2 separate regions of the Homo sapiens genome follow, and region 2 is linked to region 1. Evidence: chromatin loops called from intact Hi-C (ENCODE). Cell type or tissue: mammary epithelial cell. All regions are shown on one strand.

The links. Hi-C counts contacts between places; a loop is a spot of excess contacts. Peaks named below come from ENCODE experiments on the same cell type or tissue, not always from the same donor. Only the 100,000 strongest peaks of a DNase experiment are listed, where the experiment ranks them.
Region 2: a loop joins it to region 1, with 11 times the contacts of the local background. A loop is called at or near these places in 1 of 110 quality-filtered maps.

The regions. Positions count from the first base shown.
Region 1 is chr3:101,899,218-101,907,217 of GRCh38, forward strand. No RefSeq gene overlaps it. Among named protein-coding and RNA genes, the nearest start is that of RDUR, 38 kb to the right of the region's middle. In mammary epithelial cell, no CTCF peak of the experiment used is centred here; DNase peaks (open chromatin) are centred at 3,044 and 4,414; H3K27ac peaks cover 1,461 bases.
Region 2 is chr3:102,191,389-102,199,388 of GRCh38, forward strand. No RefSeq gene overlaps it. Among named protein-coding and RNA genes, the nearest start is that of ZPLD1, 240 kb to the right of the region's middle. RefSeq lists an enhancer at 3,317-4,516. In mammary epithelial cell, no CTCF peak of the experiment used is centred here; DNase peaks (open chromatin) are centred at 1,343 and 4,143; H3K27ac peaks cover 5,348 bases.

The DNA of each region.
Region 1 (8,000 bases):
ACCAGAGCTGGAGATCTTCCACATTCAGATCCTACATGTATCTGTGGTGCTGGGCAGAGGTAACCCCAAGTAAGAATAGGTTCAGTTGACTGATACAAGGCAGCAAGACTGGCATCCTTGGGGAAGTCTGTCTCTGGAAAGATATTATCCATCCTGCTATCTTAAGTCATTATAAAGAACAGGATGATTGCATCTTCCTTTATGGATATGTACTGGGTTCCTCTCTTTTATGGTGCTGACCTAGCAGCTATAACTGGGGTATCTTTCTACTCTGGCTTTGACAAATATCCCTCACAATCAGGGCTGTGGCATAATAATGATAAAAATCATAGCTAATATGCATATAGCATATACCTTATTATATACCAGCAACCCTTTTCCTGTCTTACATATATTAACTCATATAACTGTGTCTTGGCTATACGTATTAAAATGAATTATTGAGAGGAGTAGTGATATAGAAGCAATTGACATATTATTTGGACTGTATGGGGAACTCCATCTCCTAAAAGAGCTTTGAGACCAGAAGGAAAGGCCTGAGACAGTACTTGAGGGGTAAAGGTGAACAGAAGGGTTGTTTTTTAGGGTCTCATATTCTTTCATCTCTAGAACTCATTCAAGACAAAAGTTACAGGGAGAAGACACTGATCTTCATTTCCCAGCTTTGGTTAGACATATTCTTTTAGAATCCTTCTTCAAGGGCCTCCAGAATCCCTGTCATCCCTCATTTCCAGGCATTCACCTTAGTGCCTGCTTTCCCTGCTGTGGCATGGGGCCATTCCCCAGCTATCCAGGTTTGTCCTTGGCAGGTTGGGGTCTCCCTCGATGCTTTCCTGTCCTGTCTTTCAATGTGACAACTGTTTGCTAGAAGGGGGCAGTTTCAGCATTAAGGGTGAGGTCCTGTAACATTTTAACTCACTGCTGGCCCAAACAAAAGATTTCACCAAGTTTAAGATTTTAGTAATATACAAACATTTTGGCTTATTTTAGGCTATTAGCCAGTTTGTTCCATTTTAGTATAAGATTCAGAAGCTAGTTTCTGGGAGAAAACGAAAGGAGAGGGGAGAGGCTGAGGGCATACGGTGTCTGAAACAAGAAGAGCTGAAAAGGAAGGAAAGATTGGAAAGCCTTTGTCTACATCAAAATTTTGCTGAGGTCTTTCCCTGACAGAAAGGCTAATAAGAGATGCAGGTAGGTCCTTCATTCCTGCCCCCAGATCACACCAATGTTATTAACTATGGTCTCCTACAAACCGTGCACTCAACTTTGTTGTCTAACACAGGAGAATGACTCAAATGAGGGGAATGTCCAGACCCATGAAAGTCAGGTTATTGCAAATGGAGGTAGGCAACTAGTTTTAGACAGGTGCTTCCAGAGAAGACATGCTTTAGATGGCAATCTCCTCACTGATACATGAAGGCAGACCCTGCCAAGCTGGGTATATGATCAAGATGGTCTTAAAGTTCCCCTCAGCTTGACTAAATTTTAGACAGGCTTCTTCCCGAGTATAGGCCCTTGAGCTCTCTTTTTCTTAGAGCATGTACTTCATTTTTCCTTTCTTTTTTCCCCCCTTTTTCATAGAACTGTAGTTCAGAAGGAAGAATATTTACTGTAGAAAGCTTGTAATTGTAAATTCTTTGGCCCTCTGAGAGGTCAATCTTCTCCCAACCTCTTGCAAGTTTTATAACCCAGGAATGTCTTTCACAAGGACCTGGGAGCCGCCACTTTGCAATGTAATTATCAAGAAAGACAGCTCCCCTATTTCCCAGTCTCTGTGGGACCATAGGAGCCTAGCTTTAATACATGAACAAGCACCAGCTAGCAAACACAGATGGCCTACTCCCACTGGCCAGCGCTAATGTCCTCTAGTACTTTTCTATTTGCTCACTCCAGTGCTTAAAAATTCTCCCTCTTTTTGTTTTCAAGTTTAACCATTCTCCCCTATTGCAATAGACTTGACTCCTATGGCAATAAGTATTGAATACAGTCTTTCTTGCCTGTTTAGCTCTATGCTGTGCAATTTTTCTTTGATATATAGAAACTTGCACAGTATTTTACCTAAACCGACTCCAAATGAGTTTGAAAAGCCATTAACCCAGAACACAGGATAACTTTGTCATGGTACACTGTTATTTGGACTAATTTTTTGGGGGGATTCTGACATATAAAACATTTTGCATAATATCTCCTTTAATAAGTCCAAAACCAAAACCAGAATGCTTCTCATCTTTCTTTGTCATGAGATATACCAGGTATTCAAAAATACACAATTCTATACACAAACACACACACACACACACACACACATACACTTAGTAGCTATTTTTTTTGTAGGCCTACTTTATGCTAGGCACTGTGTACTTTCTATACATAGTACTTTATAAACATTTCTTCATTTAATTCTTATGGCATCTCTATGATTAGGGCTCATTATTTATTTTACAGATGAGGAAGCTGGGGCTCAGAGAGGTTAAGTAATCACCTTAAATCACAGCTGGTACACGTCAGAAGTGTGATATTAATTCAGTCACTGAGTCTATAAATCATAAAATCGTGCTTTTAATGGTTGTTTTCCAAGGATTCACTGGGCTACCTTGTTAGGATTCTGGCCCAGAGAGAAATCTGTATTTCCAAAGGGATTAAGGATGAGCTTCTGTCAAGTTTTGCTTCTGTCTTACCTCCTGGAGGCATTGTACTATTTCCCTGAGTAAAGATTTTACTATTTCTTGGAGGACTTCTTCCCAAAGTATGTCCCCCATACCCCTTCCCGCCCCTGTTTTCTCTGTATCCATGTATCCCACCCTTGTTTTCTCTGTATGCTTTGTGGCCTGGTCCAGTCTCTTGGAGCAGCCATTCTGATCTTGCTTTCAGGGTTGCTCTGACAAGAACAGCTGGGGATCTCCCCTGGTGCTTCCAGCATTCAGTATGTGCTTCCTCAGTAGACCTTGAAGATGGTAGCAATTTCCTCTCTGACTCATGCATAGGAGGAGATTCCAACATTTTCTCTGTCATTCTCTCAATCATCTGTCCTCTCAGCAGCACTTGGGTGATGACTAGGGCTCAAATAATGCACTATGATATCACCAGCTCACAACTGATGACATCACAAGGCACAATAATAACAAAAGCATCAGGAAGCAGGCAGAGCAAGGGTTTCGATGTATTTCAACATATCTGCAATGCCAGAGAAACCAATCCCTGTTTAAAAACCTAAGTCTTTCTAGCTTCCAAGTTTTTTCTCTGAGATGGAAGGAATCTTTCTAGTATTGACTACCTTCATTAAATACTTGTTATTTCTGAGTCTATGCTTAAAAGTATCCTAGACAGAATCTCAGAACCACTTCACTGCCTAGAAAAACCATCTCTGGGACTGTGAATGGCTCTGTGCTCCAGGCAGGTGACAAGTCACATTTCTGCTATAGAGCCCACCTGTCATATAGGGTGCTGTAAGGTTTTATTTTGTGGACCTGTAGAAAGCACTCTGTGGGTTTATGAACCTGGGCCGCTTGAATTCAGGGGAGCAATGATGAGGGCACTAAAATTCTCTGCTTCCAACTTTTCTCCTTTCTTCTGTTGGAGTGGCTCCCTCTCACTAGGCCTCCAGCACATGCAGCCCTTGCCTTGGATGAATCTAAGAATTTTACTTCTATTTATTACTGATACCAGGGTTTAGATTATTTTCAGTGTTAATGAGGCATTTTATGGAAATCAACATATATTGTCATAGACAAGAGAAGTTAAAATTATTTAAAATAATACTTTTCTCTAGCTATAAGAACTTCGTGGAAAATTTGGAAATTGGAAAATACAGAAATAAAAAAGTTATGCACAATCCCATTAACCCAGAAGCATTCATTGCTAACAGTTTTTTTTAATCTTTCAATCTTTTATTCTGAAGCTCTTTTGTTTTCAAACAAAAAGACATGGCCCCTAAGCCCTAAAACTTACAACTTCAAGGGCAACACAAATGAGAAAAATTAAGACAAAATGAGATTGAAAACCCAATAACATATGAAATATTGGTGATAATAGAACTTCAATCCTTCTGTGAGCATATCTACTCAATTTTTATTTTAAAATGAGAAAATTCTAAAAATCCATATACAGTCAATTTGGAAAACAGATGAGTCTGTCAAGCTCTCAGTGGACAAGCTACAGCTAATTAGTGGCTACAAAACAATTAATGGATAAGCATAATGAATAAGTTTGGGGTTGATTCAGAAAAGAAATATGAGGTGACTTAGTAAACACTGCATTTTTGATATGCTCCCTGGCTTGTAAAAATGCCATTGAGACACATATTGCCTGGAATCAGTCACATCCTGTCTTGTTTACCACTTATTAAGTATCCGTAGGCAAGTTACTTAACCTCTCTAATGTTTTCTCGTCTATAAAGTAGGGAAAACAGGTTGTTGTGACTATTAATTGAGATAATTCCTCTAACATGTTTAATGTAGTCCCTGATGTGTGACAAGTGCTCAAGAAATGCTGAGTATGATTAGAGGTAGTGGAAGGTAGCGGGTAGGACAAGCTCTGGTCAGACTGCCTTGCCACTCTTGTGGCATTTTTTCTACTGGGTTGTAAGACTGGATCATCAACAATGATGTGAATTTGAAAATGAACCAGTTTTGTCTTTGAATTGCTTTAAGGTAAATTATTAATCAAAGAAAGCACTCACAAAATGCTTCTGGGAAGTCCAGATTTTTCTTTTCTTTCTTTCTTTTTTCTTTTTTTTTTTTGAGATGGAATCTGTGTTGCTCAGACTGGAGTACAGTGGTGTGATCTCGGCTCACTGCAGCCTCTGCTTCCCGGGTTCAAGTGATTCTCCTGCCTCAGCCTCTGAAGTAGCTGGGATTGCAGGTGTGCGTGCTACCACACCTGTCTAATTTTTGTATTTTTAGTAGAGATGGGGTTTCACTATGTTGGCCAGGCTGGTCTTGAACTACTGACATCTGGTGATCTGCCCACCTCAGCCTCCCGAAGTGCTGGGATTACAAGTGTGAGCCGCTGTGTCTGGCCAGTCAATTTTTTCTAATGAAGACTTTTTTCATCATTATAGACTCTTAGAGAGTAGCAGTTATTTACTTTTAATGAATCCACATACAGTTTCACCATTAAGATGGTAAAACCAAAAGCCAAAAAAGCAGTTCTTTACTTTGGAAAATGTACTGTTGAATACATTTGGAGCCCATTATAACTTGACCTCTTGTAGTGCTCAGAGCTGCCCACTATGAACCAGTTATTGGTGGAAGGATGGACAGAGAGAAAGAGTCAGAGAGAACCTGAATATATGTTACACTGTGATATTTGTGGAGAAACCAAAACCTTTTTTTTTTTTTTTTTTTTAATTATACTTTAAGTTCTGGGATACGTGTACAGGACATGCAGGTTTGTTACATAGGTATACACGTGCCATGGTGGTTTGCTGCACCCATCAACCTGTCATCTACATCAGGTATTTCTCCTAATGCTATACCTCCCCTAACCCCCCCACCCCCAGACAGGCCCCAGTGTATGATGTTCCACTCCCTGTGTCTGTGTGTTCTCATTGTTCAACTTGCACTTAAGAGTGAGAACATGTGGTTTTTGTGTTAGTTTGCTGAGAATGATGGTTTCCAGCTTCATCCATGTCCCTGCAAAGGACATGAACTCATCCTTTTTTATGGCTGCATATTATTCCATGGTGTATATGTACCACGTTTTCTTTATCTAGTCTATGACTGATGAACATTTGGGTTGGTTCCAAGTCTTTGCTATTGTGAACAGTGCTTCAATAAACATACGTGTGCATGTGTCTTTATAGTAGCATTATTTATAATCCTCCAAAGGATTACCCAAGTACATACCCAGTAATGGGATTGCTGGGTTAAATGGTATTTCTGGTTCTAGATCCTTGAAGAATAGCCACACTTTCTTCCAAAAAAAAATTTTTTTTTTTTGAGACAGAGTCTTGCTCTTTCGCCCAGGCTGGAGTGCAGTGGCATGATCTCGGTTCACTACAAGCTCCGCCTCCTGGGTTCTCGCCATTCTCCTGCCTCAGCCTCCCAAGTAGCTGGGACTACAGGCGTCGGCCACCGTGCCCGGCTAATTTTTTGTATTTTTAGTAGAGACGGGGTTTCACCGTGTTAGCCAGGATGGTCTCGATCTCCTGACCTCGTGATCTGCCCGCCTCGGCCTCCCAAAGTGCTGGAATTACAGGCGTGAGCCACCGTGCCCGGCCAACTTTTTTTTTTTTAAATTATACTTTAAGTTCTGGGGCACATGTGCAGAACGTGCAGTTTTGTTACATAGGTATACACATGCCATGGTGGTTTGCTGCACCCATCAACCCATCATCTACATTAGGTATTTCTCCTAATGCTATCCCTCCCCTAACCACCAACCCCCCTGACAGGCCTTAGTGTGTGATGTTCCCCTCTCTGTGTCCATGTGTTCTTGTTGTTCAACTCCCACTTATGAGTGAGAATGTGCAGTGTTTGGTTTTCTGTTCTTGTGGTAGTTTGCTGAGAATAATGGTTTCCAGCTTCATCCATGTCCCTGCAAAGGACACAAACTCATCATTTTTAACGGCTGTATAGTATTCCATAGTGTATATGTGCCACATTTTCTTTATCCAGTCTATCATTGATGGGCATTTGGGTTGGTTTCAAGGCTTTGCTATTGTGAATAGTGCCACATTAAACATGTGTGCATGTGTCTTCATAGTAAAATGATTTATAATCCTTTGGGTATATACCCAGTAATGGGATTGCTGGGTCAAATGGTATTTCTAGTTATCAATCATTGAGAAATCGCCACACTGTCTTCTACAATGGTTGAACTAATTTATACTCCCACCAACAATGTAAAAGCATTCCATTTCTCCATATCATCTCCAGCATCTGTTGTTTCCCGACTTTTTAATGATTGCCATTCTAACTGGCATGGATGGTATCTCATTGTGGTTTTGATTTGCATTTCTCTAATGACCAGTGATGATGAGGTTTTTTTCATATGTTTGTTGGCTGCATAAATGTCTTCTTTTGAGAAGTGTCTGTTCATATCCTTCACACACTTTTTGAGGGGTTTTTCTTTTCTTGTAAATTTGTTTAAGTTCTTTGTAGATTCTGGATATTAACTCTTTGTCAGATGACGGATAGATTGCAAAAATATTTTCCCATTCTGTAGGTTGCCTGTTCACTCTGATGATAGTTTCTTTGGCTGTGCAGAAACTCTTTAGTTTAATTAGATCCCCTTTGTCAATTTTGGTTTGTGCTGCCATTGCTTTTGGTGTTTTAGACATGAAGTCTTTGAATATGCCTATGTCCTGAATAGTATTCCCTAAGTTTTCTTCTAGGGTTTTTATGGTTTTAGGCCTTACTTTCAAGTCTTTAATCCATCTTAAGTTAGTTTTTGTATAAGGTGTAAGGAAGGGGTCCAGTTTCAGTTTTCTGCATATGGTTAACTAGTTTTCCCAACACCATTTATTAAATAGGGAATCCTTTCCCCATTGCTTGTTTTTGTCAGGTTTTTCAAAGATCAGATGGTTGTAAATGTGTGGTATTATTTCTGAGGCTTCTATTCTGTTTTGGTACCAGTACGATGCTGTCTTGGTTACTGTAGCATTGTAGTATAGCTTGAAGTCAGGTAACGTGATGCCTCCAGCTTTGTTCTTTTTGCTTAGGATTGTCTTGGCTATATGCGCTGTTTTTTGGTTCCATATGAACTTTAAAGTAGTTTTTTCCAATTCTGTGAAGAAAGTCAATGGTAGCTTGATGGGGATAGCATTGAATCTATACAATACTTTGGGCAGTATGGCCATTTTCACAATACTGATTCTTTCTATCCATAAGCATGGAATGCTTTTCCATTTATTTGTGTCCTCTCTTATTTCCTTGAGCAGTGGTTTGTAGTTCTCCATGAAGAGGTCCTTTACATCCATTGTAAGTTGTATTCCTAGGTATTTTATTCTCTTTGTACCAATTTTGAATGGGAGTTCACTCATGATTTGGCTCTCTGTT
Region 2 (8,000 bases), 290 kb after region 1:
TGAAAACCAAGGAAATGCAACAGATTGTTGATGCCAGGTTCTCAGTGGGCATTCCTGTAGACAACTGAGAAGTGTAACTGGTCAGGAGAGCATATCCAGAGTGTTTTTGTCAACTTGGAGAGAGAGATCAGGTTAATTCTTATTAAATATCTAACATATAGAAGGCATGCTCATCTCATGAGGGCATTCCTCACCTCACAATGCCCCCTTTCCCAGCCCTTCTCTTACCTGTACCCTAACACTTGTGATTTCCACATAAACAGGCGCTTTGTCTGTCTTGTTCACTGTTGAATCCCCAGTGCTTAGAACAATGTCCAGCCCCCAGGAAGTACTCAATAAATTACCCATTTTAAATTAATAAATGAATTAGCTTAAACTGGGAAAAATATTGAAGTTGTTGAATGACAGACTTAGGACCTTAAAGAGATCTACTAGAATTATAAGTTGAATCTACCATGATAAAATGTAATGGGGAAAAAATGAAAAACCCCACCCTTAGGTCAAAAATCAACTATACAATGTCCCAGATGAAGAGAAACAACTTGGCAATATCTTACGTGAAAATTTGTTCGACAGTAAACACAACATAAATCAGCAATGTGCTATGATTGGGATAAAAATTTAATATGATTGTAGGCCATGTTAATTTAGATATAATATCTAGAATAGAGAAGGTAATAGCACTTGTTTATGTTGATATCAGGTGGTACTTGGAGTAGTATATTCTATTCTTCTATAGTGGTTACTAAACTCAAAAAAAGATATAAGAAATTAAGAGTGTGTTTAATGGAGACTAGTCAAGGCTATGAGGGAACTCAGAAAGTGCAGGATAATTGGTAACATTGAGGACAGTTTTAGGCAGCCCAAGAGAAGGTTCAGTGAGCTTCAACCTCCATGTATCTGAGGAGGAGCTATTCTTTGGAAGAAGTATCATATTTGTTCTTTGTGTTTTCAGGGGCCAAACCTAGGGCAAATGTGTGGAGATTTCAGGAAGACACATGTTATCTCATCAAAAAGAAAGAGTTCTTGGTTGTCTGAGCTGCACTGAGCCTCATGGAGAGTAAGTCTTCTGCTTCTGGAAGTTTTCAAACAGGTTGCAAAAGACTGCAGGCTCAAGTATCCAGCTGAACTTGAGGATGTGTAAGATATATTCAGTAGAGATAAGTTGTGTCGGCAGATGGGGGCTGCTAGGAGAAAGCACATTTTCACTGATTTCAGGGCCAGCCCAACATTAGAATTCTTTCTCATGAACCGCACTGCTGGGATACAATTTAAGAGTATTCTCATTTACCTGGTCTGGCTCTGTGAAACCTGCGTAATGTAACTCAGATCACCTGGAATTTGTAAGGAGGTGCAATTATTCATTTAACAACTATTTATTGAGCACTGGCTCTGTGTACTGAAGTACTTGCTAGAGGTTGAGGTAGAATAATAAACAAGATTCATTTCCTGTCCTTAGGAACCTTAAAGGTATAGTGCCCACAGGACCTCTGCTCTAAAGACTAATATTTCAGCTTGGAGGCTCCATTCTCAGACTTGACTGAGCATTTGGTTCACTGCCTTGTATAATTTGTGTGCTTATTGGTTCTCCACATGGACTAGCATTTCCTTGAATTCAGGGATTATTTCTCATTGTTTAACTTTAGCACAATCTCAAAGCACAGTGGTTGGCATAATAGCTGGTATTCAATAAATGTTTGTATAAACAAAACAAACTATACAGATCACTGCCCTGCAAATGAGTTGAGAACAAGAATATATCCTAGGAAAGTTCGGTGGAGGGACAGTGTCTTAAAAAACTGAAGGAATCATTAAAAAGTCTTCTAGGCCTTGGGGATGGGGGCAAGAATGGGGTGGGGATTGGGTGGGAGTTGACAAATCCAGATTGGCTCCAAGGATGATGAAATCTGGGCCACAGAACCACTAGACAGGCCATGACAACAGCCTGGGTTATGGGAAATGGGTAATGTTGGTCTTTACTAAGGGGTCGCACCAGCCTTGGGAATCACTTAGTGTAACATATCATTCAGTACCAAATCACACATAGAAGAATGTGTTATGGAAATGTCAGAACTTCCAGTTGAGTCATTTAGAGAGAGGAAGAGGAGCAAGTAGTTTCAGAGAGGTCTGAAGCTTGGTTTTAAGTTAGGGAAGTGCTTTTCTTATTGCAGGGAATGTGGCTGGGCTCAGAGGGTCAATTCAGACCAAAAGGGGAGTCTACTAGCTCAAAGATGTGAGGTTAATTCTAATAAGCAGCATTTGGAAGAAGCTGAAGATCCTACAGGATCTGGAAGCCAGGTCTCCCTTGGACAAAGGGTCTGCTCAATGTAGTCTAGCATTCAAAATAGACAAGATTGTGGCAAGAAGAAACCAGAACTGACTGCCAAGCTGAGCCAGCCAGGTTGATCCAGGTGGACACTTACATTTGAATAAACAACATATGTTTTCATCTTAATCAATTTTTACATTTTGAATTTTATTTTATTTTCTCACATTTGTAAACATTCATTTTTCACAATTCCAGACTTAGTGAGTCTTTTTATGAGAGTGTGTGGGGCTAGGAGTGTGATCTCTGGGCTATGGAGACACATTTTTATGTCTGACATTTAGATCTGTCACTTATTTGCTGGGTGTCCCTGAGCAAGTTTCTTCACCTTCCTAAGCTTTAATTTCCTTGTTGTAAAGTAAGGGTGATGATAGTACTTACCTCATAGATTTCTTGAGAAAATTAAAAAATGTCTGTAAAGTCTTAACATAGCATTTGAGTTCCATAAATGTCAACTCTGTGGTTATTGATGTTACTACGGTGAAGAGGCAAGAGGGCACTGTGACGATTGCTGCCTCCAAGCTGAAAGAAAGACGATCCTCATATTTGAGAAGGAAGAAGAGATAAGAAATTCTGCTTTGGGCATGTTGAGTTTAACGAGTCAGTGGGAAATCCAGGTTGCATAAGGGTCCAGAAGTCAGGAACGGATAGGGCTAAATATTTGAATATATGCATCAAAATGCAGAGGTGGTGGGTAAAATAAAATAGAAAGGGAGAGGGGTCTGGCTTCTATATTCAAGGGTTATCAGAAGAGAGTGACTAACGAGGAGATCAGAAGGAACAGCTAGAAATAGATGAAAACCAGGATAAAGGCATGTTGAGAAAGTCAAAGGACGGATGTTTGATTATGGAAGAAGTGGCCAAGGAAGATAAAAGTAAGACAAGACTGGAGGTGGCCTTAGATTTAGCAATGATTGTACCACTTGTTTCTTTTATTAGGGCAGACAAGGGAGCAGTCATAGCAAAAATCAAACTGCTGTAGATTGAAAAATAAAGGAAAGGTAAAATATTCATAATATATGAAGAAAAAAGTCAAATTAAAAATCACATGTCTGGCTGGGTGCAGTGGCCCATGCCTGTAATTCCAGCACTTTGGGAGGTTAAAGTGGGAGGATTGCTTGGGCCCAGGAGTTTGAGACCAGCCTGAGCAACATGGTGAAACTCCACTTCTACAATAAAAATGAAAATGAAAATTAGCCAGATGTGGTGGTTCGCCCCTATAGTCCCACCTACTCTGGAGGCAGATGTGGGAGGATTGCTTGAGCCCCACTGTGATGAGCCATGATAGCAACACTGCCCTCTACCCTGGGCAACAGAGTGAGACCCCATCTCAGAAAAAATCATTTGCCTGTTATAACCCATTGTTATTAAACAATGAAGTTAAAAAAAGAAATATTTACATGGGGGATGGTATTTAAAGCATAATTATTTCTTTTCTAATATCACTTGCTGACTTCTTGTAAAGTCTGGAGGGCTAAGCTTCCCCTAGACTATTATTTTCACTTCTGTGCTGCTTCTACCTGCTTTGGACTTTCAGATCTTGCCTCTGGTGTCCTCTCTGCTCTATACTTGATGGCTGAACTCTGCTTCCGGAGTCTGCTTTTTGGTGCTCTCCAAAGACTGAACAATTACACAGCTCTTGCTCTTCCTGCTTCAGGCTGCTTCAGAAATGTACTCCACCCATCCCACTTGACCCCTGGGACACAGATTCCAGCATAAGAATGTGCCTGTGCCAGCCTGTCCCAGGAGGCAGGTGCACTGCTCTTAGGAGTTATATGATGAAAATATGTATGTTTCTGTGGAAGTATTGCTCATTAGCAAATCAAAGCCCCAGCAAAATTGGTTACTGTAGGAGATAATGTTCCCACAAAATCACTTCCCACTTTTCCATGCTGAGTCACGTCCTGGTTTCATTTTCTCAAGCAGGTAACAACTCCTGTCAATGACACAGAAAATTTTTTTCTTAAATCACTGATTGGAGAGTTTTATACACTTGAAGACAAGTTACGTTTTAAAGCTCAGTCATGGGAGAAGAAGGAAGCCAGGAGTTGATGGGAATAAACGTTTCCACTCACCTCAAACCTTCACAGCACTGCCACTGGTTCATGTGACTTTGGATGAATGCCCAGGCTTTCATTCTGTCATGTGTAAAAGGGAATTGTGATGCCAACCTTACCTGTTGTGAGAAACCCACGTGTTAATGGTTCAAAGGGCTATTAGAGCTGATTGTCCTTAGTAAACCTTCTTCAATTCGACCTCATTTTACTCCCAGAAAGTATCTCACCTTTTTCCTGACAGAGAAGCTCATCCTATGAAAGGGAAATGTTTAAGAAAATATAACCATTTAGTATGAATTGTAATCTCCAACTCAAAATGTTTCTTTACTGTTAGCCTTCCTCTGCTCTTGTGTGATGCTTAGGCCAGCCTGCTGCTACCTTGTCTCGGATTCTGGGAGGTATAATATTTTTGAAAGACTATCCTATGGTTTTTTTTTTTTCCCCATGGCACTTTCTCCTCTTTGTCTCTTACTTGCCTCCATATAAATAACTAGCCCATATGTATTGCCTCAGGAGAGGGAAAAAGCTTTGTTGGGGCTTTTGTTTCTTCATGAGGGCTTAGAACAGGAGTGAGACCAAGACAGAAGCGGCTTGGAAACTAGGGAGGAAAACTTTTCACCCATGGCCTCCCCCACCAGGAAGGATTCCTTGGGCTATCAGAATAAGAAATAAATGAGAAAAGGCAAGGAAGCTTGGGGGGGTTCCTGGAAAAGGTCCTGTGCCAAGCTGGAGGCTTTGACAATAGCTCTAGATAGCTTGGGGGATCTGAGAGGAGAGACAGCCTATACCTCATTTCTCTTCAGAGCAGCTGGTGAGAGAAGGGAAAACAGCTCTGCCATGTGGCTCTAACCAGATGGGATGTTAGACGGCTCCTAGAGTTTCTCACACCGTATTATCATGAGGGAGCAGCAAATGACATCTTTGCAACCAAGAATGGTGGAGAAGGAGTTCCTGAAGGGACCGTGCAGGTGGAAACCAAGGACATTTTTTCAGGTGCCCAGATGGACCAGCCACTGAGGAGGATGTGTGATCTGAGATGGGACAGTAGATGCCAGTGTGAGATGACTCTGAGGTTCAAATGCAAGTGTTCCTTCAATTGCCCACTCCCATCACACACATGTGCACACACACACTAGCCACACACAGGCATGTCAACCACACACACCTTAGTACTAAGTAAGATTGAAGAATTTAGATGAAAATAAAACTTGGAGAGAATTAGGTTACATTTCTACTACCTCAGTGGAATAGGGACTCGAGAAAGAGATTGGTTTCTGAAACAAATAAAGCTGTATTTCTCACATATCAGAATTTGTAGACTAAGATGCTTCCTACACTTGATTAACTGTTTTTTCTTCTTTTAATCTCTTCTCTTCTTTTTTTTTCTGCTGTTATCCATCTCTGTTACTTTCCATAGCCACTTCTTTCTTGACTTACATATGTGCGCAGGCCTTTTCTAACATTAATGCCAAAAAATAGTAAACCACATGTCCCCAGCCCTCCCTGATACCATCTGTTTGCAGCTCACTAGGACCAGCCTCATTATTTTCTTAACTCCTGTTTGTTTCAGTTGCTGTAAGAAGCCCCAGACTTCTTCTGGTCTCCCTTTATCTTCCGCACTTTTCATGTAATTCTGCACATGCTCGATTTTGTACCATGTCCAATCCCTCCCCAGCTCCTGAAATATTTCCATTGGACCCTCAGGAACTCATGGAACATCATAGCCAAACCTTTGTAGCATCAGCTGTTTGGATTCCTGTGCTGATCATTTGCCTGCTTGTTTTCAGGCCTGTTTCCCACTTTTCCTCTCCTCTGCTCTCTATTACAGGTGACAGAGCTTGGCAAAAGCTCTGTTGTCACCTGGCTGCCATCTAGGCTCAGAAAACAGAAAGCACTGGTGGGACATTAACGAGTGGTGGTAAAGGAGAAACAGGGTATTCCTCCCCATCCTCTCCACATCAGCCTCTCGCAGTGTCTTCTCTTTTGTTCTGGTTCCTTCTGGATGAACTTCCTCTTTGGTCCCAGCTTCCACCTGGTTCCAGGTCCTGCCAGGTGGCTGAGCTCCTGGGCATGGAACCATCTCCTCCTTCTCTGGGCTTTCCAGAAAAATCACTGACAGTGGCCTTCTACTCTTGTTAATCTCTGAGTTTCTTTACTGTACCTCATTGGGCTTCTCAGCTCTTCCAGTAACTTTTATTAACATAACCAACTCCTTGAGTAAAATAAACTATCTGATGTGGGTTCTTTTCTCCTGATTGGACCCTGACACAGTTTTGTTCACCTTCCTGCTCTGACCAAAACCAAGATCTTTTTTGAGGATCCTACTTCGCCTGTAGCCCTTTCCTTTGGTGACATTTTTTTTTCCTCTTGAAACTCTACTTCCACTGAGTCTAGATATGGGTTAGGTGTCCCTCCTTGTTTCTTACTACCATTTTCAGACTGTTCTTCTTCCATTCTACCCTAAGCTCTTCGAACTTTGAGTCTCACTTCATCATACTATACCTTCTACTGTCCTTCATCTCTGGTCCTTGGATTATTTGTTTCTGGATGAATTTAGCTACTGGCTCTTTGTTACACTCTTCAGTACTATTCCTGTCTCAATTCTTGGTGATTTCAACAAAAATCACAGCACAAATGATTCCTTCAACACTGCCTTTTCCATTTCTGGAACTCCCCTACAATGATGATATTGCTCTGTATTCTACCTCAACCACTCATTTCCCTGGTAATATCCTAGGCCTTATTATTCCCAATGACTGCAACCCCTTCATAATCTCAATTTTATATATGCTACTCTCTGATCTCTTTGTCTAGTGCCCTGCCCTACATTTCTAGCTCACTCTCTTTAGTACCTGAACTCCATCTATCCCTTAATCCCAGAATGGATTTCAGTGTGTTGGTTCTTCTACTTTTTCACTATTTATTATTCCTTATGTATTTATTTCTTTCTTTATCCAGATTAAATTCCATGTCAATTATTTCTCACTCCCATGCATACAGCCTCAAATACCTCAAGCCCCTCTCTTGCTTTATTATAACTTGACAGAACCTCAATCCTGATTAAAACCCATTTTCCATCTACTCTGCCCCTGAATCTGAGCAATTTCATACACCTGGGCAAAAACACAGCCACTGGGTCAGAAACCTGTCTATCAAGAGGCCGTTAGTGCTGACTGAGAAACAGACTACATTTTCTTAGTCATTCACTCGCCCTCTATTCCAGATGATTATTTTACGCCTTCTCCTCCAACCTCATGACAATCATGGAGGTGTGTCACTCAGATCTCCTGCTGAGAGTATCTGTGGGGCACAGGTGATGGACAGCCTCTAGCTGCTGCACAATCGGGTTCACTGTGGCATTCATAGTAAGACCATTCGTCCCCTGGACTTCTCCCAGCCAGTGACTGGTGGGAGTACTAGAACCAGGCCACTCCTATCAAACATGAGACTGCTTTAATGGGATTCTTTGCTTTGGGACACTTTATTGGCCTGGTGAGACATTCTCAGAATTGTACTTCAGTCTAAGTCTCTTTCTCCTTCCTCTCTTCTTTCAAAGCTGGAAGATTTGGATTGAAGTTTGAAGACTCTTTCCATGTCTCTTGCTTTCTCTCCCGTTA